Linked DNA regions of Homo sapiens: all the other regions are linked to region 2. Evidence: chromatin loops called from intact Hi-C (ENCODE). Cell type or tissue: OCI-LY7. All regions are shown on one strand.

Region 1 (8,000 bases), 340 kb before region 2:
GTTTTTCCCTCTGCCTAGAAATCCCTTTATATATATCTACATCACCTCTAAGGCTCTGATCAAATGCTACCTACGAATGTTCAATTATTTCTAGAGGTGAAAATAATAATTTAACTCCTTTTTAAACCTTGAACACAGCTGTGAGTTACATAGAGACTAAGGCTGGGTTTTAACTCATTTTTCATTATGCTTACAGTGTCACAGGTGTGTTGCCAGATATATAATCAGCACTAATGTGTGTGTGTGTGTGCATTTGTTTGTTTGAAAGAATGTGTCCCATTTTCAGGTATCCAATGAATGTAGAATACCTCTGTCTCCCTTTCTCTAACAAAAACAGCCATATTTCATTTGCTGACTGAAGATATTCTAACTCAGCCTTTCTCACATTGTGTTCCATGGACTACCAGTCCCATTAAACACCCCTTGAAATAATGGTTCTAAGCACAACCATTTCTTTAATGAGGGAATGTTCCTTTTATGAGAGAGTAATAAAATGCATTAGTTTATTAAAGGAGTTAAAAAAAGGCCTTCAAGAAAGAAACCTGGGGTTTTTAATATTTGCCTTTGTTACACTATGATATAGTGGCTGTGTTAGGATTTTGTGTTTGTGTTTGCTTGTTTGTCGCTGCTGCTTTTCCACAGAACACCTTCTCATTGGACATTGTTTGAGAAGTGCTCACTCTTCTCCTGTACACAACTGCATGCTTACACCTTAGCTCCTTCATTTCTAACCTGTTGTCTGTTGTTCCCTTCATCTTGAGCGTTCATTTTTTTTTTTTTTTTTTTTTTGAGTCCAAGTCTCACTCTGTTGCCCAGGCTGGAGTGCAGTGGCACGATCTTGGCTCACTGAAACCTCTGCCTCCCAGGTTCAAGCGATTCTCCTGCCTCAGCCTCCTGAGTAGCTGGCACTACAGGCACACACCCTGCCCAGTTAATTTTTGTATTTTTAGTAGAGATGGTTTCACTGTGTTGGCCAGGCTGGTCTTGAACTCATGACCTCAAGTGATCCGCCTGCCTCTGTCTCCCAAAGTGCTGGGATTACAGGCATGAGCCACCGTGCCTGGCCACTTTAAGCGTTCTTGCTTTTAATTTCCCACCTACTGAATTTCTGGTCATTATTTAAGATAGTTCTTAAAATTCATCCACTACTGGTTCTTCAACTTGGCCTCTATCAGAATCCAATTGTTTCTGTGTATTCCCATAGCATCTGCAATATAGTAATTAGCACATCGCTGTTAGGAATTTTAACTTTGTCTCTGATTCTTAATTTGTGTGAGTGTAATGTCCTGCACTCACCAAGCCATCCAAAGTCTTTGCAGTATTGAAAGAATCTTGTGAGTTAGGCTGATTTTCTGTAGACGTATGTTGAGAGACTGAGTTGGTGGTGGTGATGTTCATTTTGAAGGAGCAGAAGGTAAAAGGAAAAATAGCATAAGAAAAGGATTCCAAAGCAAGACTGGCTTTCCTACATTATAATATTTTTATTAGCTAACATACTGACAGTTGGTCAGACCATAAATGATTCTGTGGACTGACCAAGTTTGCAGCATTTTAAGGTATTCAAATAGAAGAGATACCTTTGAGGAAGAAGAAAAGGAAAGAAAGAAGATATGCCAAATGAATCTAATTGATTTAAGTTTTATCTTCTTTTTCATCTCCCAAAACATTACTGCATGAAAGAGAAATTTTCTTTACGATAAATTTAGGGAACTACAAAAAAATGACAAGTTACATTCTATGTCTCTCAAAAATATTTTAAAGCATTTATATTCTTATATTCTATTACTGCCTATCTCAGTAAGTCTTTACTGCCTGAATATTATTTCTGGTTTACAAATTCATATCAGCAATAAAATTGATTAAAATTTCTCTCTCCTGATAGTGTACTCCCTGTACCACAATATACCCTGAATTTTTCCATCCTCTGCCCCTCACTTTTGCTATCTCATTTGCCTAGACGGTACTACTCCCATGATATTTTTTTTCCTGATTAAGCTCTAATCTTCTGATGCTCTCCTAGTACTCTCTGATGTTCTGCTCAAATTACACAATTTCCTTGAGACACTCCTTGATATATCAGCCTGAATCTATCTCAACTTCTACTCTTCTTCCAACTTTTTGCCCTGTTAGAGCATACAGTTCAAAATGGGTGGCAATGAAGATGTATGTGTAGGATCTGTCTCAAGCTCTAGAAAACATGAGTGTAGGAGTTAGGAATTCAATAAATATGTATCTCTAAAATGCCTAGGAAAATATATATGTGTAGCAGTAGATAAGCAATATGCTAGTACATGTATGTTAAATTGAAGATTAAAACAATATACTTAATTAGCTGGGTTATTCTGTATTAAATGTACTTAGTTTTGAGCCATGATGATATAAAACAATAATTTATATTATAGAATATTTTTAAGATTTTGAATTCTTTATGAGAAAGAGAGAAAGAGTTCAAGTAACAATTGGGATTATGCATTTATATTGCCAAACTAGCTAATGTTCCAATTCACTAGCTGATGTTACTGAATTCTAAGATGCTTTTAGTTTAATAAAGGCCTTTTAGTCTCCTACTTGGTAAAACTTAATTTCTCCTCTATATTTATTTTGAAACTTATAAGAATAAAACTTGAAGTAGAATGGAAGAATTGTAATACCACTGATAGTAAATGGAGATCTCTGCTGGGCTCCAAATACCTTAGACCCAGAAATAGCTTATACTTCTTCTCACGAAACTGTTTTCTTTATCTAAAAACTAATTTGTATTTAAGGATATCTCTGCTAGATTTTTCCTCCGTGTTTTCCATATGTTTCATGCTCTACCCCATAGGATCCTCTGGTATTTTAATAAAATGCCATTTTTTTTCTCATTAGTGAAGTGTCCTCAGCAGGAAAAGCTTTAACCATGGATCGATTTTCACACCACGTTTCAATGGAGAACATGAACTCAGGTACAGTGATCACAACTGACCTTCTTACTGTTTTTGTTCTGTTAATTCATTTGCCTTTGTTGGGCCATTAAACTTATAAAAGGGAATTCTCTGTTTGGCTCTTTTTTAAAGGGCAAAGAGGTCACTAAGCTCAATCTCTGATCTGTGTTTTTCAGAGTATAACTGGCCAATTTCCAAAAGGTTTAGCTCACCCTGAGGGGTTGCAGAAAAGGAAGAGAACATTGGGTGAAAGAAACACCCCTTCTCTATTTACCTTCCAACCTCCCGCGCAAAACAAGCAGAGTTAAAATCAGAAAGGGGGCTGTGAGCATGAGTCTAGGCTACATAGGTGTTCCTCAGTGTCTGCAGCTGCAGCTTCTACTTTGAGCTTGCTGGAACTTGATTCTAAGTGGCTTTGAAAAGCCACTGAGGAGTTTGTGTTAGCCAGAGGCCACGAAAGCTGCCATCCACAGCTGAGTGATTCTCTGTTCAAACTGGGCATAAGCCCAATTTGAACAGAGAATCTGTTTTCTTCCTTCCAGCTCGAAAGGGTACATTTCTGTATACTCCCTCATTTGCAGGGGTGAACTTGGAACAATAATATTCATCTATGAAAGAAATCATAATGTTAATTATTATAACTAGGTATCAGTAAACAGCTAAGTAGCAGTGTGATATGGATGTGTGTGGGTATCTGAAGAAGCAGGCATTCTAGCCCCTTCTTTAAAAGAAAGATGTTTTTCAAAATTATTTAACATTCAGGAGCTAAATTCTCCAAATTATAAAGTGACAACAAACTATCTGAATATTCTACAATTCATGCACTCTGAGATACATATACTTTTGTGATAGAATTGCTGTGTTTTTTTAACACAGCCTTGAGGTAACTGAATACTCCCCGATCTCATTATTTCTTTTAACCTTTCTCTATTCTATTGTGTTCTCTCTCTCTCTAATTCACCCACCAACAAATATAATAACACACACACACACACACACACACACACACACACACACACACACCCTGTATTTCTAGACAATTCATTAAATTATTCCAGAAAATCTTCTAGCAATGCCTTTTTTTTTTTCTGGATTTGCAATTTTGGCACCGCATCACCAAGTTCACATCCTGGACCATGCCTTCTATTAGTGAATGTCTGGGCAGTCTCCCAATAAAGCTGAGCAGCTTCAGTATCATTAGTGGGATGATGGTATTTCAGTTCCTCTTCCTTTCATTCCTCTTTAGTTTACTATCAGTGCCACTGAGCTTAATGAACCAAAACGCCTGCTCATGCATTAAAAACGGAGACGTGCATTCTGCCCTAGAAAAAAAAAATGCTACGTTCTATTTTCTACAGCAGAGATTTTTTTTAACAAACAAAGTAGGAAAGGAAACACAAGTATATTTGTATAATGTGGAGATGTTAGTAAAGGCATTTTGAAATTTTCAAACAAAGAATGAACTAATTTGCAACTATAGAGTGCCCTCATAAACAGCATGCACTTGTAACAATATGAAATCACGGAAAGTACTATCACTACTAGCTGCTGCTATACGTAAGCACTAGCTATGTTAGTATTAATGCGCTAATTACTAATATACATTCAGAAGTGAATATTATGTAAGAAATATGTTATAGAATATTGCTGAGATCTTCCATTCATATCTTTATTTCACACCATCTCTGGTATTGTAAATAAACTAGGCACTAATTTAGAAGTTAAAGCATACTCATATTGATAAAGCTACTTAAAAAAACCTGATTGCAAAATGTTAATGTCATTTTTCCACATAACAAGGATATCTAAAAAAGTCTATTGTTACAAACCTAAAAGTCATAATATTGCTTTTAAATCAAGGGATGATCATATGTATAATGTGGATGATAAAGGTACATTGTTATATAGGTAGTTTTCTGAAATTCTATCCACATATTTTCTAGTTTTTGAAAAGTCACTCTATGATATATCAAATTACTGTGACATGGTTTTACTGAACTCAGCTTGCAAACACCTCTGGCTATTATGCTAATTAATTTTACTCACTTGCATCTCAGTGAGAGTGAAATGGGAAATTGGCTAATCAAAATTGCCATTCTCATCAACTATATGTTCCCCAAGATTAGCTCTGCTGCACACTCAAAAAAATGGACCACCAGCCAGGTCCAGTGGCTCGTGCCTATGATAGCAGCTCTTTGAGAGGCCGAGCTGGGAGGATCACTTGAGCCCAGGAATTCAAGACCAGCCTGGGAAACATAGTGAGGCTTCATCTCTGCAAAAAATTTAAAAAATAAAAATTAGCTGGGTGTGGTGGAACAAACTTGCAGTCCCAGCTACTCGGGAGGCTGAGGTGGGAGGATTGCTTGAGCCTGCACCAAGGAAGTAGAGGCTGCAGTGAGCCATGATCACGTCACTGCACTCCAGCCTGGGTGACAGAAAAAAATAAAATATAAATAAAAAAATAAAAAATAAATATCAGCCTGTCCCCAAAAAAAATAAATAAAAAAAAGAAAATTTTAAAAAGAGGAAAGAAAATGGGCAGGTAAATCACAGAAAAGTGATTTTTGAAGAGAAAGATGGGCCTTAGAAGAGTAGACATTTTTAATATCAGCTGAGGCAAAGGGCAGAAAAGGCAGGGTTCAGAAAAAGGAGGCAGAGAACAGGAAAGACAATCTGAAAGTATCATGCAATTTTACTTCATTCTTTTAGTAAACAAATTTTTATCTGCCTTTCTCTACAAAGAAATGCACTGCACAGAGCTTGTGAGCTTTCCCAACATTCAGAAGCTCTTAAAAGCAGTCAGGGCTCCTCTTTACAGAAGCTGTGATTTTCCTACAATAATTTTCTATAATTGTGCCAAAGAGCTAAAAATAAAAATGACATAAGAAGTTTTGCCATAGTGAGATTCACAAGCTCAATTGTAGAACTTAGTCATCATATTCAACTTTCAGGAAGATAGATCCAGGTTAGGAAATTCACTGTGCTGATTGCCTTCCTCCTGCCTGTGCGGTTGAGATGTAAAGTCTATGGTCTGGTTATCAATAACTGCTAGGAACTTTGGCCATAAGCGAGTAGATAGCTGTAAAGTACTATCGTATTGAGAAAGTAAATGTGGTAAGAACTGTAACAGGCTGAGGTTTATTGAGAAAGTCCTGATTACTGTGTAGACTGGGTACCTCTGATCCGAGGCCAAAGCCACACGAAGCAGTTATAGAATTTATTGGGTCTTATTTAAACTAAACATATATCTGGCTTTCTCCATTTTATTTCTCTTCAACATGTGGAAGAACATAATTTTTTTGGTTTAGCACGAAACTTCTATCTGTTTCATTCTTTAAGTCATTCGTCACATATCTCAAGGTCACGAGCAAGCTTCAGAGGGAAAGTATTTGTGTTAATTGATTGCTTCCATGATTCTTATGCCTATGGGTGCTGGTAAATGAGCTTTTTGTATTTTCAATGAAGTGACTCAAGTGGAGGAGAAACACTTATGATTCCTGTTAATAAGATACATAAAGCATACTGTCCCCTGGAGATCTTGGTTCCCTGCTCCCAACTCCTTGTCACTTACTCCATGGTGAAAATGAGAACTTTGCCCTCCGATTGCTACTACCAGGAGAGTAAACACTCTCTGGTTCTAGAATTAAAATGAAGCATTCAGCAGTATAGAGCCAAAATACAGAACCTCTCTTTTCTCTTTCTGCCACTGTACTATTGCATTTTGAGAAAGAGGCACAATTCAATAAAGCAAAATTCACTCCTGCTGAGATGTTTTTTACCTGACTATGTACATCGCTTTTTGGCGAAAAAATAGGACAATTCCTTCAATTCTGTGAAGCCATGGGGATGATGAGTTTGGGGATAGCATTTGGATATATTGGTGTATTGATTTTAATCAAATACATTACTCTGGGTAACAGCTTCTTGCTCTTCTTAACAATTCAGTAAACAAAAAGATATGCAAGCAAACCCATTTTATTATCTATAGCAACGATGGTCTCTGTTTTGTATTTCTTAGCAGAGCCCGGGTATCTGGCAATATATTAGGTTTGTAAATTATCATGTCACTAATGAAAGATATTAGATGTTCTCTACATGGAAAAGAAAAAATTCATTCTCTAGGGTGATAATCTTACTTTTCTCTTCCTGCATAGCATCATTATTCTACTGCTCTTGTTCTCTGACAATAATGACATCTTTCCTAGCTACACTTTTTAAAATGTCAGGTTTATTGGGTTATCATTTGCATATAGTAAAATTCAACCTTTTAGGAGTAATTCTATGAGTTCTGAAAAACACATGTAGTCATGGAACCTGACTAAGACACTCTTAACCTTCTGCTTAGCTTGACTAAACTTTAGACAAACTTCTTCCTAACTGTAGACTTCTGAACTTTTTTTTTTTTTTTTTTTTTTGGTTAAGGCATTTACTCTAGAAAACTTGCAATTGTAAATTCTTTCTCTGCTCTTTTGGGAGGTTGCTGATTGCCACTTTTACAAATGAGGATGGTCTTTCTCAAGTACCTGGAAGTCATCCCTTTGAAATGAATTCATCAAGAAAGATAGCACCCCTATCTCCTAGTCTTAGTGGGAAGGCAAGAGCCGAACTTTGATAAAAAGGCAATTAGCAAACTCAAATGGCCTAATCACATCGACCAATCTATCACCTAATAGCCTCCAATATTTTTCCACTAGTTTAAGAGCTTAAAAACTCTCCTGCCTTTTGTTTCGATTGAGCTCAGTTCCACCTCTCTCATCTATTGCAGTAGCCTTGAATAAAATCTTCCTTGTCTGTTTAACTCTGTCAGTGTAATTTTTCTTTGATAGACCACCACTACAATCAAGTTATAGAACATTTATATTGCCTCAAAAACTTCCTCTGTGCCCCTTTGTACTTAATGTCTTCCTTCAATCCCCAGTTCCTGGCAACCACCTATCTGATTTCTGTCCCTATCACTTTGCCTTTTCCAGAATGTCGCAGAAATAAAATCATGCAGCATATAGCCTTCTGTGTCTGCTTGTTTTTTTCTCTTCCACTTAGCACGATAGTGTTGAGGTTCATCCATGGTATTGCCTG
Region 2 (8,000 bases):
AACATGTTATTACAAGTACAATATTTTCAAAGTAATTTCAATGACACCAAAGCCTGCCCTGTCTCACCATAGGATGACTGGTCTGAAACTAAGGAGAACATTAATGTTCCTTGTTTCTATATCTTGAATTAATGGCAACAAAAACAAATAATAAGAGAATAGAATATTGTCACCACATATACTATTTTCTCTACGTTAACAAATATTCAAGAATCAACAGACATGTCTATGTTTAATACAATAGTAACTTTTCATTTTTATTCTGCTTAATGTTATTAGCAATGGAAGGCCAAAATGCGTCTTGAATTTTATAGCTTAGGAATATCAAGATGGAAAGAAAAATAGTCAAATATTTATCTTACAAACCCAAATGGAAAGATAGCCAGTTTGAATGGGTGGCCTATCCTCATTTCAAAAATCTGTGTTAATATCCAAGGGCTCTGGGTATCTTCTACCTCATAAGTATGAAAACTGACTTCATGACCATAGGGCACTTAGCCAAAGAGCCATAGAAATAAAAATCACAACCGATAACATTTTAAAAACAATTTGCATTTGGGGGATCAGTTGTCACCTGTGTTCAACTGTCACTATATATATCTATTCCAGAATTTAATAATTGAAAATATCTTAAAGATTTTGGTTAGCCTCACATTAGTTAACATTTGCCCCCTTCACTTTCAATTGCATTTTTTCCCTAGCTGTTCTAAATATCAATTCTGTGACTGCCTTCCGCATTTTACATAACATAATAACATTTCAGTAGTGGTTGTAGTAGATTATTCAAAAATGAAAAGTAATCATAAATGTAATATAGTATCTCTAAATGGTTTGGAATAGAAGAAATTCCCTTTACACTGTAAAAATACATGTATACACTTAAGTACAGCACGCATACACATTTTCAGTGTATACATTCCTCAATATATAGAAAAATATATGTGAGTAAATACTCTAGATTGTGAAAAGTCAGGATGTTTAAAGCTCTAAAATGAGTATTTCCTTTAGAAAATTAAATGACAGTTTACCCAGAACCAATGTCTAGTGCAACTCTTACAGACTGTTTTACTACTTGAAGAAGTTGTCAAATGTAAATGGGTGACTATTTCTTTTACTTTAACATTTTCATTTATCTTCCCTCTTCCCACCCCCAAAAAACCACACAGGGGCCAAGAAATTAATTCCCTAAATGCTGTCAACTGGGTTGGGAAACAGCAATAAACAGCTTACTGTAAAGCCTCCAGCTACAATAAAACAGCTGTCAATAAGTGGGCTGAGAGTTGGGCTGTGCAAAAACAGGTTCTCTGGATATGATAATACGAGAGGGAAAGAGGCTGACACTTCCTGTTTCAATATGCTAAGGTAGTGGTTCTCAAAGTGTGGGCCCTGGACTAGCAGCATCAGTACCACCTAGGAACTTGTTAGCAATGTATATTTTCAGTCCTGACCTCAGTGGTACGAAATCAGAGCCTCTGGGGTAGAACCCAACAATCCATGTTTTAAGTAGTGCTCCAAATGATTCCCAGACATTCCACAGGGAGAATCAGTATCATATTTTAAAACAATATCTGTCAACAAGACCATTTTTCTTTTAGGCAAATATACCAATGAATTTTATCATTTAAAGCCTTGTTGGAATGGATAATGTTGTCGTTTTCATCCTCTTCACCTTTTGGCTGTAAACTTTGTTGTTTTTTTTTTTTTTACAAATAATTACCGAGACATGACCTTTTGCCAAAAAAAAAAAAGTAAATTCTTAACCTATAAAGGCTAATCGCACTTCCAAAAATTTGTAAGAAATAATCTGTGAAAAATTTAGTGACACATGAAAGCTTTATAAAATAGAGTGAATGAGGAATATGATTTACAGTGTTTCCTATGTTCTTTGCAGGTTAACACAAGGGAAAACAGCAAGGGGAAAAATATCAGACAATATAGGAATTGATGTACCACAAACAAATTCATGATGAAAACATCAGACGTTATGTTTTCGTTATACATACAGTATAAATGAGTGAAATTTAAGTTTGGTAAGCTTTTAACCAAGAATCTTGCATTTTACCCACATATCAATTAATAGCATAAAATGAAAAGATGGTGTGAGCAATAGTCGTCACACAACTAAAATCTTCACAGATTGTATTTTTTTAAATAAATTCCTTTGAAAGTTTTTGTAGCAAGAAATGTTACTCTTTCAAAATTGTGTAGCTTCAGGAGCACATTTTATATAAAAGCCACTAGTTAAAAAAGTTTTTACTTTTTAGCTTAACTAGAACATCTGCAGATAGCAATCATACAGTTCAGTGAAAACAAATTTTTAAAGAGTAGTATATATTTGATGTCGTTCATTCATAGGAAATATGCTTCTTTTATCCAAAAAAATGTACATATTACTTTGTATATCACTACCACTTCTCCACCGACTTCTATCTCTTTTCTCCAACATCACACTATTTCTTTTTCAGCATGAAAACTTTTAAAAGGTGTAAGCAAAGCCATTTTAATAGCTCTTTATCATAAGAGTGAATTACCTAGTTCCATATGAACATTGGAATACCCATAGGAGAACTGCAAAGTGACACATGGTCACAAGAAATTTCTAAAACGCACTTTAGTTCCAGTTAGAGAATTACTCAGTATCCTATTTGAAAGATTACATCATACAAAGACTTTTATGACTGACTAAGCCTCAAGAAAAGATCTCTTGCATACTTTGCTGAAATGCACTTAACATTTATGTCACTACACTATATATAGGTTCAACTTTTGGGGAGGTCAGAAAAAGTGGATCTATACATCAATGCTAATATCACCACGTATAGACAGAAAAAAAGATGATGCTGGAAGTATATCAGTACATTTCTTTGGAAAGAAAATGTCAGATTTTACATGAAAAAGTTTAAGTCATATTAGTTTCTCAACATAATTATGCATATCATAAAATACCATGTGTATTGTGAGTAACCATAACAGAAGTAAATAATTTAAAAAATTTTCTTTCTGTTCATTAAGAGCAACTTTTTAATCAAACTCATTTAGTTTCATAAATTACTTTTCTTATCATAGTTAACTATTTAACTTTTAAAAACCTTTACTAAGACTGAACATTTTTTAAATTTTAAAACATCAACCTCTTTTCAAATACTAACAAAGTTAACACAAAAATTAAGTCGTTCTAACTTTGACTTATATGTAATAATCTCATAGTCTCCTTTAAAATTCTATACTGATTAAAGTCCTTTCTTCCTGTGTATTTAAGCTGTAAATATTTGTACTTTTAAAACGCTCTACTGTTTAATATTTTACTTTAAGAATGGAGATTTTAGTTGTATGGTAATATGTATTATACTTGATGTTCTGGGAGTATCTGTATGACTCATTGTCAAAATTACTCTTATAAATATTTTATTACCATGAAGCCTTAAGTCCTTCCAGAGCAATAAATGATAGTTGGTAAGGGGGAAACTGTTTCAATAAAACATCCTACTTCACCCCACCCTCAGAAAATAAAAACTCTTGATTCTCCAAAGACTAATCAATGATAACTGTTGATACTGTTCTGCAAACTAATTTTGCTTTACTTGATTTTCTAAAATCTATGTGTTCCTTATTTATAAACAAGTACAGATGGGCCATCACCATAGGTGAACTCCATATCGACAAAGACAGAACTAGCATTACGAAATCCTAGAAAGTTGGTGTGCTGAGAGCTAATCACAAAAGAGCAAGCGAATGAACTTAAATGCTAGTTGCTCCAGAGCAACTATCATTAAATAAAAGGTATCTTTGGCTGTACTACCAGCTTGATCCTTCCCTCCCCCTTCTCCTTGCTACTGCGGGATTGGCACCTGGCCAGCACAAGCGACATGATACCCTAGTGCCATCTACAGGCTATTATCGATATTCAAATTTTGTGGCAACAGACAAGCACCAGTGAAATAAATTAGACAGCGCTGCATTTAAATCTTTATTAACAAGGAATTATTAGACCTAAGAAAAACTAATTCTGGATTTGGTTGAAATATGAGTTTCTCAGCCTCTTAATCCCTCTTCATATGGCATATTTCACAGTTTAAAATGAGTTATGACAGATCACTTATGCATTACTAAGATGAGAGAATATTTACAATGGATTCATTCTTTTCTTTTTAAATCAGTTATATTAGGCAGCAAGCATTCTTTTTTTTTTTTTTTTTGAAAGAGTATTTGGCCACTGCGGACACTAAAAATCTTTCTATTAAGTACCGAATTTAATATATTACAATAAAATAATTTGAAATCAAAGAGAAGACTTCCTATATGGCTTAGTTGCAATCTATCAACGATCATGTGCTTCACAGCTGATGTACATTTAATATTCTACTATCCTGTTTAGAGACTAAAAAAAAAATTAACCCCTTTAGCAACCATAGCTGCAACATAATTGCAGTCACACCTTCAAAAGTCATTGAAAACTTGAGATTTGAAGGTGACTTTTTAGATCAAAAGGTAAGGTGAAAGTCTTGAAGCAGTCAATTTGGAAACCCCCAGGAGCAGAATTTGGCATATCAGGACAGGTTTTTTCTTCTTCAGCAAACATTATCTTGGGACATTTTGGAATAATTTTCTCTTTTCATCTTTTGCCATTTGAAGGAAACTGAAAGGAGAAAATATTCTCAGAACTCAGAAATTTCAAAGCTGTTCTAAAAATTCTTGACTGAGCCCCAGAGGAATAGAAAAGGGGTCAAGTTTTTTTTTACCTCTTTCTAACTAAGCTAAAGTTAGACCAAAACAATAGACATACTGGCACGTTAATACTGGTTGACTGGGCACTTGTATGCAGTACTTATAGACCAGTAAAAGTGCTCGTTTACCTGTCTGGTGTGTAAGGGGCCCTTTGTCTTGAAGCCTCCTTGGGAACTGCACTCTGAGGCACTGAAGTGATCTGAACTAGTGGAAGAGCGTTTAGAAAGGGTGTCACAACCCCCAACAAAGGTGTTGTCCAAAGGGAGTTCCTGAATCACGTGGTGCTTTTTCACGGAAACTGGAGTGTCTGGTTTGAGATGAAAAGCAGGCTGTGGAGAAGCAGATTTGTAGTGCTTGGCCAGGTCAGGACTGTTAGGCTTGAATGTTGTTGGAGGTGCCGGGCCCCAGTCAAATCTTCCTATACTTTGCTCCTCCAGTTCAGCCGGCAGGCTTATTGTCCCATTGATAGGTTCATGAACTGCATCATCGGGTTTGGACTCTTCGATAGTAACAAAGTTCAAAAGAGAGCTTTTGGGAGACTTCCTTTTCTTTCTTTTCTTTTTCTTGTTTTGCTTGTTCTCCTGGTTTGGGGACATCCATTCGGCACCTTGCTTGCTCCTCTGAGCTGCTTTGAACCTTGATGCATGGCGACAGCGCACCAGAACGGTGACGAAGATCACAACAATGACCACCATGGCACCGGCGATGATGGCAATCATGATGGTTAGATAGTCCTCATTTTGATAGGGTTGGCTACTATCCCCTATGTTCCTGTCCAACGGGGTCTCCATAGTCCTGCGGATCAAGTCATAGATATAGGAGGCATTTCCAGCAGTGTCGTTAACATAAAGGAATACAAGCACAAGCGTGTGCAAAGACTTAGGGTACCCCAGGTCACTTATGTTGACCACCAAACGATGCAATCCCACATCAGTAGGTGCTGGTTTTTCTTCCAGAGTAATGTTACCTGTTACTGGATCAATCCGGAATAAGCCTTTATTGTTTCCACTCACTATAGTATACTTTAGTTCAGCGTTCATTCCAGTGTCAACATCCACTGCAAAAACTTCTGCTACCACGGAGCCAGGAATGGCTGAGAGGGGCACCAACTTAAAGGAAGTATTAGACGGTGGAGAAATGACAACTGGGCTGTTGTCATTGACATCCATGACGTTGATAGTTACTTTTGCAGTAGAGGAACGAGGTGGTTGTCCTCCATCAGTGGCTTTGACATCAAAAGTGTAGGAACTCTGCTGCTCTCTATCAAATGAGACATTTGACTTTATGACTCCAGAATAGGGATCCAACACAAAATTATCATTGTCATTTAGAATGGAAAGAGTCACAGCTTTATTCTCTCCAGCATCTGCATCTGTCACTGTGATTACCCCCACAGTACTATACTTTGGCAGATTCTCAGACACAAAAAATTGAAAATGATTATGAGTAAACTTGGGGCTATTGTCATTCTCATCCAGAACAGTAACAATCACAGCCGCTTGGCTTTGGAGGGGAGGGGTCCCATTGTCCCTGGCAGTTACTGTAAAAATGAATCGTTCTTGTTCTTCTCTGTCAAATACTCTGGAGGCTGTCAAAACTCCTGTTTTTCGGTCCAGATCAAAGAAGGAGGCATTCGGTCCAAGCTGATAAACAATGTCTGCATTTTTCCCACTGTCTTCATCTGTGGCACTAATAGTTGTTAAGTATAACCCACGTCGGTTGTTTTCAGAAACTGACAGCTCAATTACAGGCTGGTTGAAAATTGGTGGGTTGTCATTTTCATCCTCAAGCTTAACCCTTACCAGGGCAGTCTGATTTAAACTGGGCTTCCCAGAATCAGAGGCAACAATTTTAAAGCTGAATTCTTTGGTGCCCTCATAGTCCAACAAAGAAGAGGTCTCTAACAAATATTGGTTGTCATATACCGCCTTCAAATGAAATGGGACCTCTCTTTCAATAAAACAGATCACTTTGCCATTCACATCTGTGTCCTTATCTGAAACTGTAATTAGGGCAATCTTTGTATTGACAGGATCTTTCTCAGATAAATACACGGTGCCATTGATGGGACTTATAATGTACCTGAGGTCTATATTAGGAGGGTTATCATTTACATCGGTGACATTGATGGTAACCGTTGCTCGAGCAGGAGTGGAGCTGCCGTCACTAGCCAGCACTGTCACTTTGTGAATGGCTGTCTCCTCTCTATCTAAGGACCTCTGAACTGTAATCAGCCCAGTAGTATTATTTAAAGCAAAGAGTCTTTTGGTTGCAGGGGCGACCTGGGCACCAAAAATGTACCGGATTTCAGCATTACTGCCTATATCTGCATCAGTGGCATGGAGCTGAATTACAGAGGTACCTACGGGAGCATTCTCTGGAATATGCACCTCCACTTGACCCTCTTTAAACACTGGCCTGTTGTCATTTACATCACTTACTGTGACCTGCAGTATGGCCGTACTGGATTTCTGTGGAGTGCCTCCATCCTCTACTTTGATTTTCATCACATAGGTATCTTTCTGTTCTCTATCCAAGTTTTGCTGAACAATCAGTTGTGGCCACTTCTCTCCCTCTGGAGTTTCCACGATATCCAGTCCAAAAACACTCTGCCCATTTAACAATTCATAATGCTGTACACCATTGAAGCCTGTGTCAGGATCTGTTGCTGATGGAATTGGAAAGCGGCTGTTGATCAAAGTGTTTTCTGGAATGGAAATATTGATGACAGGAGATGGAAACATGGGGGCATTATCATTGGTATCCTTGACAATTATTTTTATTTTGATCAGCCTGAAGAAATCATTGGGGAGGATCACCACCTCAAGTTCAAAGAAACACTCATTCTCCTCAGCATATGAGGCGCCAGCACAGAGTTTTTCTCTGTCTATTCTGTTGGAGGTTGTGAAAATTTCCCCAGTGCTGCTGGAAACTTTCACCAAAGGGGCATCCCCAGCTTTAGAAACCAGTCTGTAGACAAGGCTGGCGCTGGTCCCTGTGGCAGCATTGATGTGAGAAATGTTCAGATCCTTTGGTATGTTTCCTATGGGCACATTTTCAGGCAATTCCTCTCTAATAGTGTAAATAAGTTCTTGAGCTATTGCGGAATCCAGCCTTAAACAGGCAATCAGAGCAGCCAACAGGTAAAAATCCCTCAGGTCCATGATAATGTATTTATTTTCTTTTCCTGGATTTTAGGGTTTAAAGGTTTCCACTGAGGAATGATGCACAAATTGCAAGAGGAAGCGTGCATGGACTGGAGGATGCATTATATC
Region 3 (8,000 bases), 430 kb before region 2:
ATTTAAGATTGCAACTTCCTCTCAGCACTGTGTATCCCCGTTTTATGCTCTGTTGGTCTTACTAACATTTATCAATTTCTATAGACCATATAATTCACTTGTTTCTTTTGTACAATATCTGGCATTGTGAAAGGCAAGCTCCATAAGAATAGAATTTTTGTCAGTGTTGTTTGCTGCTATATTCTTGCATCTAGAACTTTGTCTGTCATTTACTTGGTGTCTAACAAATAAGTGAGCAGTGTACAAACTGTTCTATTCTTCAGCAAAAAATTCTGTCTATTTGAGTAAGGCTGGAGTCTAGTTACCAATATTGTTGTCAACCAAGATTATTTCTAGGGCATCTATCTTCTAATGCAATATCTGGGTTGCAGGGTAGTTACCAGGTAATGCTAAACGTTTTTAAGGTGGCTCTACCAATTTTTGTTTCCATGATTAATAAGAATTTTACTGAAGCCACATGCAGACCACTTAACAATGTAAGACAAATTTTTTTTGGTTAATTAAGTAAATGTAAAACGGTATTTCATTGTTTATTACTTGACATTTCTGTAATAAATAATAAGGTGGGACATTATTTTATATAGTTGTAAACCTTTATGCTTTCTCCTCTGTAAACATTTTTTGGCAATTTTTTCCCCAAAAGATTTGGTTGTTTTCTTATTGATTCCTAGCAGTTCATAATATGCTTTGGATAGTAATCATTCATGAGTTAAATAAGTTGCAAATATCTTCTAGCTTGACTTTTTACTCATTTTTCAATCACCTCTCACAAAGAGAGGTTCTAATTTTTTGTAGTTGAATGTATTAACCTTTTCTGCATAATTTATAATTGTGCCTGCTTTATAAAATTTCCTGTCTATGAAGATATATTTCTATATTGTCTTCTTAAAGTCTATTTGTTTTGCATTATATATTTGGTTTTTTAATTCATCTATAATTGATTTTGTGTATGGTGTGAGGCAGGGGCCTGTTTAATGTTTTTAGTAAAATGAATAACCAACTCTTTCATCAATAGAGTAAATCCTATCCTTTTTCCCATGACATAAATTGCCACCTGTCATATATCAAGTATCCTTATTTATTTTTCAAGTGCCCAATCTCATATATAATTCCAAATAATGTTCCTACCTATGGTTGGAAATCCTTAGCCATATTATTAATCTATGAAACTTTATACAGGATTAAAAAAGAAATCTCATGTCATGTAGAAGACTAATCACCTATACTGTTTTTAAAATTGTATTTTATCTTAGCCAGCTAATGTTGGCTCTCTGTAGGAGTTACATTTCTATAAATAATCAATCAAGCATAACACAGAAAAGTTAATACTCAAAGGCAAGACAATTTCTAAACAGGCGATTTACCATTACTATGCAAATTCTCTAGCTCTAAGCCTTTAGTGAAGCAGAAGCTATTGTGTGAGGTTAGCTATCATCCTACACCACGCACTGAATTTATTGCAAGAGTAAGTGAAGTAACTTCATTTTCTATTGTAGCTCTGTTCATCTGTAATAATGCAAGAGTGATCCTTTGCACATAAACACATGGAGAAATTAATACATTATAAATAAGTACAGCAAAATCAATGTAGGTGAGTCATAAAACACAGGATTTAATGTTTGACAATTATTAGATATTTGAACTTATGATGAAATTTTCAATATATTATAACTTGAGCAGTGTTTTTTTCCTCTAAATTGAGTACATGTTAAAAAAGGGAATTCATTATTATGCTATGCTGGTAAACATTTCAGTAAAATAATTTTAGTCCATTGACAATGTTTGAATGACAAACTGCAGGACTATAAAGATTTTGTGATTTATATACACACATATATTAAGTTGGTGCAAAAGTAATTGCAGTTTTTGCCATTACTTTCAAATACAAAAAGTAATTGTGGTTTTTGCCAATGAAAGTAATGGTATAATTTGTAAATAATTATGTTTTTACATACATGTAAATAATGTATAATAATGTATTACATACATGTAAATAATGTAGTAATGCTATAATTTGTACATGCTTATGTATGTATTATGTAAATTGTATAATTTGTAAATGCTATCATTTGCCATTACTTTCAATGGAAAAAATCGCAATTACTTTTGGATTAATCTAATAACATTTGTTGTGATTGTTTTCTAAACATATATAAACCACACTCTGTAACTCTTTTTTCTATCATGTGGACTTTTCTACAATATAAATAATATAGTGTGACAGATATACACTCTGTATACCACTCATAAATACATTGCATTATGCACACAAAAAATCTTTGTTTTACTGAGCTGAAGTCAATACATAGTTATTCCAAGACTCTTACACACCTGGGTTATGAATTTTATAATAAAAATCAATAATATCCTATTTAGAATGCTTACTTTGCTCCATCAAAGTGCTCTGCAAATTTCAATTCACGAAATTCCAAGGGTATATTAAGGCATATTAGTGTGGTTTTATATAAGTCAGTAATTATATGTAAGTCAGTAAATGAAAACATTTTTCTTGTTGGTCAATCTATTACCTTCGAGATTTATTCCAGGATCACCTGAAGAATTCCACAATAGTAGAAAACTGTCTGTATTAACATATACAACTGGATAAATTATTCCAAGGACATGCCATTAAAAATGTTGTGAACATAGATTTTATTAAACATAGAACATATGTATACATTGTACTCCTATAGAGTTAGGAAAACACAGACCATATATGTGCAGCTTGTTATAAAACCCAAACCTGGGCCAGGCACGGTGGCTCATGCCTGTAATCCCAGCCCTTTGGGAGGCTGAGGTGGGCAGATCACCTGAGGTCAGGAGTTTGAGACCACCCCGACCAACATGGTGAAACCCTGTCCCTACTAAAAATACAAAATTAGCTGGGCTTGGTGGCGCATGCCTGTAATCCCAACTACTCCGGAAGCTGACGCAGGAGAATCACCCGGACCCAGATGGCAGAGGTTTCAGTGAGTCAAGATGGTGCCATTGCACTCCAGCATGAGTGACAAGAGTTAAACTCCATCTCAAAACAACAACAACAAAAACCAAGCCAAGAAAACCCACCAAATCTGTGGTAATTTGTTATATTACTACAGATTACCTTTGAAAAAATCTGATCATTAAATTGGCTATACATGTGAATGCCTAATAAATATATGTACACACTCATACATATATATGTAGGTGTTGCACTTAAGGATAGTGTGCCAAAACAGATTCGATACTAAATTCAAGCAACCTGAGTAGTTACTATAGTGTATTGATAGTGAAAATGTTAAATATAATCACAAAAATAATTTAGAAATAGCTTATTTTCAACAATGAATCAAGGAGTGAAGAATATTTTCACCTTAGTTGATTGGATTACATCATGGTAAGATTCTTTGTGAACCAGAACAAACAGAAATTAAAATTGACTTTTGCTGCCAATTTTAAAATTTCATAATACTGCACATGTAATATATGCTTATATATATATATAAAGATATGTATATAAATATATAATGCATTCTCATATGATGGTCATTAGATGTAAAACCTGGGCCTACAGTTAGTCTTCAAATGTCTACAACTCACTAAGCACTCCTCTGGAGAGAACATGGACTATTCATGTTAATTAACTTTGATTGTTTGCATGCCCAAGGCTAGTGTCTTTATTCAACGAATACCTTTTGCTATGCATAGATAGAAAGACATTTTCTGGTAAGAACATACAGTCTAGAATAAAACAGATAGAAAATAACTTAGTATTACTTTAGGATGAGTCAGTGATTTTATAGGTAAAGTGAAGCAAAGCCCAAGGTATAAATTAATCCTTAATACCATTATATTGGCTTTAGTGGTACCACTCACTTACATTACCACTTCAATGAAATGTATCTAAACAACTTTCATGTTGTCTTTCAACATTTATGACGTATTTATTTATAACTAGTGTCAGAACATTTCATTGAAGTATTATAATATGGTTTATTGGTCCATCACCTTTTTCTCTCTTTCTAGAAAAAAACAAATATGACTATATGTTTAAAATCAAAGGGGAGGAAAAAAGAGTATAAGGCATTGACTAGTAGAACCTATTTTCTTTTTGAAAGAATTGTGCTGAAAACTTTAACATCTGTTGTGCTTGATTATTGGAGCTTTATTTTCATTGGCTTCTAAAATAATGCTGTTACATTCAAGCAAGTAGATTAAATGTTATTAGCTTTAATACCTTTTAAAACAAGTAATCTGTTGAAACGATAATGGAATTTAAAGTAAGTACATTTGTTAAATTTGTTTTTACACTATTGTGTTTTCCCTGTTGGCCACATGAATCTCTAAACCCGACATTGCTAATTACAATTATCATATACAGTATATGTATATGTGATTAACTTCACACTACACTTAAGGCAGACATAAAGGTAACTGAAGAACTCCACTGTCATGTATAATTCTATGAAGGAATAATTCTCTTTGTTATTTTATTTGTCTTAGAAACAAGAAAGATAGTTTTTTTCACATAAATTTATGAACCCATTAAAATAAAAAACGTAGACTGTAATGTTAATTTACTATGAGATGACAGGCATCTGGGTCTAATTAGGAAGAAGGAAGGAAGGAAGAAAGGCAAGAAAGAGAAAAGGAAGGAAAGAAGGAAAGAGAGGGAGGGATAGAGCAAGGGAAGAAACATGGATGGGAAAGATCCTAGAGTAATCTTTCCAATTAATACACACCAATTTAGATTTTCAGTTACTTAGGTTTGAAGAATTAGCTCCACCGTCATACATGGTTAGAGGCAAAGTTTCAATACTTCTTTTTGTGTCAAGACACCTGTCTTTTTACTTCAGTGCCAGAAGCGTTTAGCATCTTGTCACTGAAGAGACGCAGCCTGCACATTTATAGGTGTCACTCACTCTACCATCTGTTCCTTAGGATAACAGCCACCATTATCACCCAACCTCCACCTAAGGCTTTAACAATCTCTGTGGATTAAAGTTCAGATCTACAAGGAAGAATGGCTGGCAGTAATGCTGCTGTTCAACTTTGCTTGACCTTAACTCTCCTGCTGTCAATACTGTATTGCAGCCTGTTAACTCTCTTTTTCATCCTATGTGTATATTTCACTATAAAGTTCTTGATGTAGCAGTGAAACAATATAAGATCTTTTGCTCTGTTATTACCATTTTTGGTTCCCTTTTCACTTTCAGTTCACTGAAACACTCATGACTACATCTATAGTATCTTTAATAAATAAAGTTAAAGTGAATGAATCCTAATTAGATTTCAGTTCTGGTGTCACTAATCAGACAGTTTCGCAAATGGAACTAACCCAAACGGACACACACAGGCACACACACACACACACACACACACAAATTGAAATAAGAATGAAAAGGAGGAGATTGTGTTAAATGCCAGCAAATACAGGGTAATAAAGTATCTTAAGAATTTATTTAACATAATTTCACTTATTTTTCTTTTTAGTATAAAATGAATACAGTTTGATTATCTCTTCTCTAACATGCTTGGGACCAGAAGAGTTGTGTATTTGGAATTTGTTTAGTTTTTGAAATATTTGCATTATATACTGACTGGATCAGCATCCCTAATCCAAAAATTCAAAATCCAAAATGCTTTGAACATTCTTTGAGAATCATGTCAATGCTCAAGAAAGTTTCCAATTTTGGAGCATTTCAGATTTCCAGTTTTGGGATTTGGAATGCTCAATCTATCATACTACATATAAATATAAGATAAATTGATTAACAAATACTTGTTGCTAACACCTTTATGAAAGGTACTGCCTAACAAATAATTTATAAATAGCTTTAATTAATTAATTCCAGCCGATATATGACTGGGGGAAAATATCACAGTGCACCATATTCCCATTCTTTTATTAATTTACTTTCTCTCTTTATTGTTGATATGATGCTTCCTGATTAGGAGTAGTATTTTTATGCCTGTTTTTATTTTGGTGGCTTTTCTTCTTTCTATATAAGATATTCTGCCACATTCAAATGAAAGAGAAAAGGGAGGGTGTTCTGTTTACTCATTGCCAATCAAACTAATAAAAATGTTTTGCAAAGATGGTAAAACATGATAATGCTGTCAATTTAAAGCAGCTCATTACAGATGGAGTGTTTGCACTCATTTTGTTCTACAACTGAACTTTTACTGTGGCTATAAAACAGCATCTCTTTGTTACTACAAACACTGAATTCTGCTGAATCCTTTTGCTTTCCCCACTGATTTGTTTGTGTGCTCACTCGCTCATGGCTTTTGGAAGGATTCATCTCCTCTCTCCTCTGGGAAGCAGTAACTGCTGCCCAGTAATGTTCTAGGATGGCTGTCTGCACGCTGCCTCCTCCATTTTATAGGCAATATTAGCAAGTTAACCCATGATTTTTCAACAAAATAGATAGTTTAGGATTTTGCTTAAGGATGATATTTCCGTAAAAATTAGCACGGTGTTTGGAAGCATTTTCTACCAGTTTTCACTATCCCTTGGCTTAGGGGGCACTTGTGGCTATCATCTGCAGTTGGCTAGCACTTATATGTCATGCCCATTCCTGATCCATTTGAATGTGTGTGAAGAAAGCTTATTTATTCAGCCAGCTCCATTTATATACAGCATTGTGACATTTTTGTCATGTGTACAGAGGCTGGGGAAAAAGCAAAGTTGCAGACCCTTGTCTGTAAAACATGGAAGCCTACCATGGAACAACATGTCAAGGGGATATTCTCATTAATGCAGTGGTGTTACTTATACCTAATTAGTCTCTTTTGTTCAATTAGGACCAGTCATTTAAGCAGTACCCCAGTTTTCTGCTGATAGTGACAGCTTCCTCAAATTAGTTGGCTTCTCTGGTTTGAAAAATTAAATAAAAGTGTAACTGTGTTTTAGTTTGAGATGATATTGAGAAAAAGCAAACATAAAGCAATGTTTCTCATTTGATGGGTGCATAAGTAATAAACTGAAGAGAGATTTTTAGTAATATGCAGAATATAGGTTCACTGTAGAGAATTAATCCTTTCAACAAGTATCTGTTGAGCTTCTACCACACACTGTGAAAATGGTGAATAAAATAGTTCTTGCCTTCAAGAAGCACAAAGCCTAGGAGATATAGACATATAAATACATAATTATATTAGATGTGTGTTATTAATATAAAATTGATAAAAGTGTATTAACGGTTGAAGAAGAAAATAATTAGCACATTAGGAGAAGTAGGGAAATGCTAGGCAAGATTATAAAAAAGAAGTAAATTTTGATTTCTGTGGCAGATGAAGACTTTAAAAGATGGGTGAGCACTGGAGAAAAAAATTCTGTGCAATGATTATAAGAGGTGAGAAAACAAAGCAGTGAAATAATACAGCTTATTAGAGGAATTTAAAGAACTTCAGTAGAGCTAGTTCATAGGTTGAGATAAGGAGAAAGAGTTAGGGAAGTGGACAAAGAAATAATTAAGGGGATAGTTCCACACCATAATTAAGACTCTATCTCTCAGGTTACAGAGTTCTTTTGACTGGGAGTTATATTTTAAAATATGTGTTGCTCACATTTTTTTTCTAGTATTCTAGACCATTAGTTAGGCATTGCTCTAAAGACTTATTCAACCTACCCATATATAAATTTCATGGGGAAACTGGGGTTTCCCCGTGAAACCCCATTATCATCTTGGGGTTGATAATGATTTATGGTTATTTAAAAGTAATTTATACCCCATAATCTAAATATATGTAGGATTCCAATTAGACTCCAGCACTTTACCATAGTGACATAGTTCTTTCAGTTGTTCATCTTTGTCTGCTTTACGGTTATTAGAGAATAAATTCCTTATAGAACATAAAGTCCTAACCCTATAATAACAAACTTTCTAAGTAAACCATCAGTGTAAATTTTAAAACAATTTCACATAAATTGTAAATGTAGATAAATCGCTAAGTGCAATCTCTATGTATGCTATGGCGAATAAAACACATGTGATACTTTCTTTAAAATAACTCAA
Region 4 (8,000 bases), 730 kb before region 2:
TTTGCCCTTTGTTCTTACTCCAGAAGTCCTCTGGCAAATTTTTGTTTGAGACAGGCTCCATCACCCAGGCTGGAGTGCAGTAGATTACAGCTCACTGCAGCCTTGACCTCCTGGACTCAAGCAAGCCTCCCACCTCAGCTTCCTGAGTAGCTGGGACTACAGGCATGCACCACCACACCCAGCAAATTTTTTCTATTTTTTGTACTAACAGGGTCTCACTATGTTGCCCAACCTTGTCTCAAACTCCTAGGCTCAAGGGATTCTCCTGCTTCAGCTTCTTAAAATGCTGAGATTACAGGCATGAGCCACCTTACCCAGCCAACATTTGATTATTAGTATACAACTACATGTTCACTGCCTCCTTATAAATCTACCTTCTCCACTGCAAATCCCATGAAGAAATTTCCATCTGTATATGCCTAGTTTGTAGCATGATTTTCTTGTTCCCACAAAACACAAAATGAGTGAAGAAGCCTCATCGATGACACACATACATTCTTAGCAGCTTAAAATATAATCAGTTTCTGTTATGATAAGAACACGGAGAGCTAGTAACAGTCTTAAAATGTTCAGACTTCATTGTCCTCAAACAGAATAAACCACTTCTATTGCAGAACTCTTAGAAACTGAGTGATTTTCTGATTCCTCCTGATTTTCATAAACACAGAAACACAAGCAGTAGGTAGAAATACTTCTTTTTCTATTGTACTTTAAGTTCTAGGGTACATGTGCACAACGTGCAGATTTGTTACATATGTATACTTGTGCCACATGGGTTTGGTGCACCCATTAACTCATCACTTACATTAGGTATTTCTCCTAATGCTGTCGTAGAAATATTTCTAAATCTTGTATTCTCTTTTCTGACTTCTCGAGGAGAATATGCTGTATAAAAGGGATGATCTAGGGTCATAATTAGAGATAGAAATATCTGTCCTTTGCTTAAGGCCACCAGTGCCATTAAGGCCTCCTGAGTTCTTCAGAGTTTTTGACTTTTACCAAAAGTTCTGAGAGGGTGATTTTTCCATTAATGCTTTCTCTGTAGATTTCCTAAGACCTGAACACTGTTATACCGGTCGGCTTCATGTGGTGCTGCTCTCAAGGGAAAACTTGTTGCTGTCCATCTCTTCTAATTTGCTTTTTAAATCTGTGGACCTTAAAAACAGATAACTAAAGTGGAAAGAATAGGAGAGGATTTTTTAAGGGTGTAGTTCATGAGATTCAGCACAAGGTTTATTTATTTTTTACATCTATTACCTCGATTTCTGTGGCTTTTATTTTACTGGTTTTGTTTTTAATTTTTGTCTTTTTCAGATCAATTCGTAATGTTTAACTGTTTTTAATAGGTGAGGTGGTGGTCTAAGAGAGTGTTTTAAGGAAGAGAGTTATCAGTTGTGTAAATCTATAGCTTGCTGAACTATTTTTTTTAATAGACTAATCAAAGCACATAAAATTCAGAAAAAAAAATTCCTGATGCAAAAAACTATGAGCAAAGCTAAACAATTAAAATCTCAGAACGTGTTCTAAGTAAGCCTTTTTTCTCATAGGTAAAAGTTAAATCTGGATAAATGTATTTCCTTAGTTAGAACTTTTTGTGACATTTCTTTGCCCAGCATATCTGTCCCTGCTTCAGGCTATGCTGTTGAGAATGACAGCTTGTCTTAAGTTAGTCTACCAATTCTTTTAGCTAATTAAATCCTCAGTTTATAGAAATGAGATATACTCTCACTTTGATTGATATATACATTATTTACTGGCTTCTTAGCTTCTTAGTTTCTCCTGAACATCTGTTTTAAACTAATGCTAAACTTCAGTAAACTCTTTCACTGCCTCTTACAAAATAGGCACTTCTTTTGCCTCCCCTCTTTAAATGAAAGCACACTTGGATAGGATTCAGATATATGGATTGTGTTTGATAAGTCCATAGTTGTTCTTTTTTAAACAGTGGTTAAGGATCACTTGGCTTAAAGCACAATAGGAAAATTTAATAAGAGCCTGGTTTTCGCTGAAATTCTCTCGTAAATTTTGCCACCTAGAACGGAACAGATTTTGGCCAAGGAAATGGTGTGTGTGTTGGGTGAGGGCAGGAGATATTGTGTGTGTGTGTGTGTGTGTGTGTGTGTGTGTATGAGAGAGAGAGACTGTGCTCAGTGAATATGTAGTGAGGAACTACAGTACTGTGATCAGCGAGGAATGTAAATATCCCATATTAGAGCGTTAAGTGACTTGTTGGTTTCCAAGTACAACACTTGAAAAGCTGATTATCTTCTCTTTAGTTCGTATACTTTCCACAAAGTAGCTGGCATTGATTTGAATTGTTTGGGTAATACTTAACTATTTTGAGAGTTGAACTTGTACACTGTATCATGTAAATGCAATTCCTTTATTCCTTTTGTTATATTATCACTTTCTCAGTTAAGCTTAACATAGCATATGTGTTTTTCTCATAGAAAGGTAAGTTTTTAATGCAGGTTTTTATTAAACAATCATTGATTACTTGTCATGGTCCATTTCTCTCTTCCTCTTTCCTTTAGACATATGTTCTATTAGTCACACCTAGTGCAGGTACTTTGGGTTAAGCTGATTCCACATCGCGGGACTGTGATACTGGTAGGCCCCATCTCCTATTCTCTAAACTTTGCATCAATGAAATTGATTCAGGTCACCTAGACCTAAGCCATATGTGCATGGCATTCCCCTGGCCACAAAGTTTGGTTCTCAAATGGGTATGTATGACTCAATTTGGATCAATGAAATGAGGGAGAAGATTTGTGCTCGGGTTTCTGAGGAATAAACTCCCTTAAAAGAGATCTTAAAGAGAAATGTCACAGAAAAGATACTTGCTGTTTGTCTTCTGTTGTGATACTACTTTTTCATGATTTATATTTATAGTTGTTGTGATTTGTTGTGATTGACACAATCAAAGTTTAAAAGATTAGCTGTTGCTATTTACTTTCATGGTTATATAACATGAGATAATAAGGTTCCTGAGTCTACCAGCCTTGTCTTACATAGACAGAAATCTCAGTATCATTCAACTTTTTCTCCAATCAATATATATTAAAGCTTTCTGAATGTTGGTCATTCTATCCTTAGCATTAAATAGGTACACACACACACATATATGTAACCTAGTTAATGTTTATATTTATATATAATAAATATATATAAATATAAACAAATATATATAATGATTTTTATATTTATATATAATGATATATATATGTTTTAAAATGGGTTCAATAAAGGAATGATGAATACATGGGTGGATGTTTTGCAAGTGGCATTAGAGAAAAACATGATGCTGGGTTAGTAACAGTGTGAGCTGTCAGAAAAGATAGATGGCTTTGCTGGTCATGCTATAAATAACCACCAGGTGCCACTCAGAGATGGTGGAAGCCTCATTTTGCATGACAGCCATTGATCAGCTGCATGACTAAGATGCAACCTTTTGTGACACCACTTGAGGAGAAAAGGTTATGTTTCACATTTAAGCTTTGAATAATAAGGTCAGGATCAAATTAAATGAATTTCTCTGGCGAATACATGAAATATACACAAATTAATACAACAAATTAGATACATTGTTACAAAGAAAAGGTGAGCAAGCTGGAGCTAAGTGCGATCCTGGGACTTTGTCCTTCTGAATATTTTATTAATGAGGTGACTATCCTGTCTCATTAAAAATATCCTGAGTGAGTTCTCACCACCTGTGGGAAGACCCTAAACTGCGATCTAGACTAGAATACTACAGAATAAAGAAATAAAATAATAATAAACATGTTTCCTATGTGACTATAAGCTTATTAGAGCATATTTCAAAGGAATGCAAAATATTCAGAAGAAAATCAGATAATAGGAATTCTTACATTTACATCTTTTTGCAGACTTGAAGTAAATCTCACATTTGTTATTTGGAGGAAAAGTTCATCTATATTTTATGTCAGTGTGGCAAATGTGTTTTTGTGGCATTTGAATACTAGCCAGCAAGTCTCTTCTTTTATGAGACAAAGGAACAAATTATGTTCCTAACTTAAACTTTCAAAGCAACTGCAGATTGTTCGCAAGGTTCTATTCTTAATAAATTCTTTTATTACAATAACAGTTGTATTAGTAAACTTAGCACATATCTATATGTTATTTGACATACTTGAGTTAATAATAATCCAAATGGTTTCATATTTTTGAAATTATTCACTTATATCTCATGCAACCACGGTAATTTAATTGGCTACCATAAAAATTATTTTAAACCATGAAATGTGATTGGTCAACAAAAAGCAGAATAAATGCAAATAACTGAACATCATAAGTAGTTACCAAGGAGCTGCCATAACCAAGGAAGTTACTACAGCATACATTTAAAACATTGTGTTATCATGGAAACTATGTACTCATTCATTCAACAATTATTAATTAATTTCTTACACTGTGTTAGGCACTGATATAATCAAAGTTTGAAGGATTAACTGATTTATAGAAACAGCTCACTTTGTCAATACTTTTGTTTTTCATAGAGTCACACTATGGGTGAATAAACCATTTAATCAATGCTCAAGGCCTATGATGCCACATATATATTTAATAATGACTGCAATACTAAAAAGGTTTAATAACATTTTCAATATAATAATAAAATAATTATGACAATATGATGTTTCACTAATGATAACAATAGCAATATTAAACCATGATTATGTTGAATAACTGGTTCAGTTACATTTTTAAGACTTATGAATTAAAAATAACTTTATGTTAATTTATCAATGGGGAAATAAATTGTAATAGTTGAAAGAAAACAAAATGTAAATTTTCACTCTATGAGAATGCAGAGATGTAGAACCTGAGTAGAAAAGGAATCTGGTTGGCTAAAGAATAAGGTCAACAAAGTTACTTATCAAAAGAATTTTCGATGTAAAGAATTTCTATCAAAAGGATTTTCTATGCTTTTAAGATGGCAAAACTTCAGAAAACAGTAAGCTCTCAGATTTCAGGACATGATATTTTATTAACTGCTAATCATTGACAAGATACTGAAACATTCTACCACAGCATGAAATAGTAGGAATAGACAAGGTTTACACGGACAACAAATCACCAAGCCTGACAAACAATGAAATGCAAATCTAATGGAGGTAGCTTTTGATTTTGTAAATAAATCATTAAATGATTGAAATAGCTGTCTGAAATTTGCCATGAGTTTGAGGAGATAAATATATCCTGACTGCACATCAGACTTACCTAAGTTAATTTAAATGTGTGCTTGTGACTCTCTCTCTCTGTCTCTCACTCTCTCCATACCCCCACCATTCTACTGCCAACAATTAGACCAGAAACCAGAAACTCTGGGGTACACACCCTTTAAGGTATGTACATTTTAAAAATCTTTATAATATAGATAAATTTAAAGCATATCCAGTTTGTGGGATATTTCACAAGATAACTGACCTGGTTTCATCAAAATATCCATTACATTAAAAATTGTTTTTAATGAGTTGGGCAGGGGAGATTGCTTTAAAGAGATTTATTAAATGTTTCAACCAAAGGCAATGTCTTAATTCTTTTTGGTCTCTGAATTGAAACAAAAGCCAAATGTACAAATATTGTTCTTGAGAAATTTGTCACAATTTGAATATAAATGACAGTAAATAATTACTAATTTTATTAAGTGTGATTATGTCAGTGGGTTATATAAGACAGAGGAGAGGATGGAAGGAAGGAAGGAATAAAGGAAGAAGGGAAGAAAGGAAGAACAAGGAGTTAAAAACATGAAAAAAATAGATTTTTAAAATAATTATTGAATTTAGCAGATGGGTATATGAAGGTTTATTAAACAACTCTCTCTATGGTTATGACTAAAAATTTTCATAATTAAAAGTAAGTACAAAAAGAAAATTAAAAATTCTGGCAAACAATTAGAGATTTTTGTTAGCATGTTTCAATATCTTCTTTGTTAGCATTCTGATTTCTAATTCTAGTTTAAGCCTAGGAACCTGCATTTAAAAAACACTTCAGGTACATTACAGGCAGGCTTTAAGCAATGACACATTGAAAAACACTAAAGAGAATTACATTTTCTGACTCTGGAATAAATAATCTGAAATAACACATTGAAACCAGCTAAGTACATTCAGCTGTTATTTTATTCAACGGTATCTCCTTCAAGGCGAGATGGGGACTAGGAATAAGTTAGCCTTGGTCAAGGTGGACACTGAGATGATGTTTCTGATTCAACATAGTGCTTTGGAAACAGAGGACATCCATTCAATGTTTACTTGCAAAATAAATACATACATACATACATACATACCTCTGGATGATCAGTCTAAAACCTTACTTCTTCAACTAGAGCATTCTAAAAAGTCAGAATTGTTTAATTTGGTTCTGGGTAGAGAACACACTGGTGACTCTTTGACCTCTATTGGCTGCATTTCTGCCTGTCATCCCCAAACTGTGCATTCCACTTCAGGCTAAGCCCTTGATCTCTTTAGGAGCCACTGCACACTAATTCTTGCTAGTAATCATGGCCACAGACACTACAATCCCATTGTTTGTGCCCAAATCGTGACTCTGCCACATATTGAGTGTTCCTGAGCAAATGACTCTACTCATCTTTGTGACTGAGTTTCCTCTTCTGTGAAACAGGAGTAATAATGGTACCTACCTATGTTGATTTGCTGATGTGATGTGCTTTACTTGTTTAAACTGTTTAAGATTGTACAAAGCCCATAGCAATACTTATAAAATTTTGACATTTATTATTGTTGTGCTTCTCTCATGCTGTTAACACTCAACTATCTATCTCTCACATTATCTTTATTCATTTCCCCCGATTAGGGAAATTATTAACTTGGTTGACCCGTGCTGAACATGTTCAAAATATAACTCTTCTTCTCCTACTCAAACATCATGTTTTTGAAAAATTAACATTTGTCCAGTAAACCAACTAAAAACTTAGGTCATTTAAATCCATTTCAATCTTTGTCCACTATATCGAAACTATCCTCATATCTCAGACATCACATACCTCCAGGTCTGTTTTCATTTTTGATCCCCCCAAATCTCCAAGCACATTTTCATGTAGCTACTGATTGTCCTAAAGTTCCATCCTTCCATTCCTTAAATGTTTCTTGCACTACCACATTCATTTCCTCCTCTCAAGGTTGACACTATGCCCCTAGTACAAGTTATTACTTCAAACATGACATGTATTTATAGCCCTCTCAGTGCTATGAACTTAAAAATAATAATACTGGTTGAATAAATAAATATTTTATGTGACAGTTACCTGTTATAAACATCTGTCCTGTAAACATCTGTCCTGTAATGGCCTTTAAAAATGGCCTTTATACAAGTCAGTTATTATGGAAACAATATGGAACATAATGTCAATAATTCCTCAGTCAGTTACAATCACATACTTGTACCAACAATTAGGTACTTGTCCCTTATTTAATAGTGAACATGGCCTTATATCACAAACAATTAAGTTCTCAATAGTGCAATTAGTGGCAAGAACAAATGCAAGGCAAAAAAGAAAAGGGTTTTTTAAAACTAAAATTCCAAGGCAATGTGGGATTGTGTATCCATGATATTCTTTGAAGTTTGAAGGCTCTTATATCCAATGCATAACTGGCTACGATTGGTTATCTCTTTCACAAGGCCACATGATTTATGTATTATCTTTTATTTTCCTCCCGACCCCTAAAATCCCCATATTGGCCTTTTGTTTCAACAATTTTATTTTTGCAATGGATTTTTTAAAGTTTCTGCTTACTTTTTCAGTTTTTTTTTTAGACGGGTCCTTGCTCTGTTGCCCAGGCTGAAGTGTAATGGCGGGATCTTGGCTCACTGCAACCTCCTCTCCCCCTGCTCAGGTGATCCTCTTTGCCTCAACTTCCCAAATAGCTGTGACCACAAGCATGTGTCACCACACCTGGCTATTTTTTTTTTTGTATTTTTGGTAGAAATGGGGTTTTGCCATATTGCCCAGTCTAGTT

Evidence for each region. Hi-C counts contacts between places; a loop is a spot of excess contacts. Peaks named below come from ENCODE experiments on the same cell type or tissue, not always from the same donor. Only the 100,000 strongest peaks of a DNase experiment are listed, where the experiment ranks them.
Region 1: it touches region 2 in a loop (8-fold over the local background); 3 of 110 quality-filtered maps call a loop at or near these places.
Region 3: it touches region 2 in a loop (5-fold over the local background); 2 of 110 quality-filtered maps call a loop at or near these places.
Region 4: a loop joins it to region 2, with 3.0 times the contacts of the local background. A loop is called at or near these places in 9 of 110 quality-filtered maps.

Annotation. Positions count from the first base shown.
Region 1 is chr13:66,883,132-66,891,131 of GRCh38, forward strand. All of the region lies in intron 3 of PCDH9 (protocadherin 9), which reads right to left. It overlaps PCDH9-AS2 (PCDH9 antisense RNA 2), which reads left to right. Exons shown (of 6, transcript NR_046527.1): 4 at 2,869-2,945. Among named protein-coding and RNA genes, the nearest start is that of PCDH9-AS2, 62 kb to the left of the region's middle. In OCI-LY7, no CTCF peak of the experiment used is centred here; DNase peaks (open chromatin) are centred at 3,310 and 4,190; H3K4me3 peaks cover 2,641 bases; H3K27ac peaks cover 4,715 bases.
Region 2 is chr13:67,220,552-67,228,551 of GRCh38, forward strand. It overlaps PCDH9 (protocadherin 9), which reads right to left. Exons shown (of 5, transcript NM_203487.3): 2 at 4,854-8,000. The coding sequence starts at 7,889. Among named protein-coding and RNA genes, the nearest start is that of PCDH9, 5.8 kb to the right of the region's middle. In OCI-LY7, CTCF peaks have their summits at 3,887 (motif pointing left) and 4,087; DNase peaks (open chromatin) are centred at 1,360 and 3,840; H3K4me3 peaks cover 5,966 bases; H3K27ac peaks cover 4,008 bases.
Region 3 is chr13:66,789,642-66,797,641 of GRCh38, forward strand. All of the region lies in intron 3 of PCDH9 (protocadherin 9), which reads right to left. Among named protein-coding and RNA genes, the nearest start is that of PCDH9-AS2, 32 kb to the right of the region's middle. In OCI-LY7, no CTCF peak of the experiment used is centred here; a DNase peak (open chromatin) is centred at 4,860; H3K4me3 peaks cover 2,300 bases; H3K27ac peaks cover 3,374 bases.
Region 4 is chr13:66,489,292-66,497,291 of GRCh38, forward strand. All of the region lies in intron 4 of PCDH9 (protocadherin 9), which reads right to left. Among named protein-coding and RNA genes, the nearest start is that of PCDH9-AS1, 190 kb to the left of the region's middle. In OCI-LY7, a CTCF peak has its summit at 3,406 (motif pointing right); a DNase peak (open chromatin) is centred at 3,390; H3K4me3 peaks cover 803 bases; H3K27ac peaks cover 1,386 bases.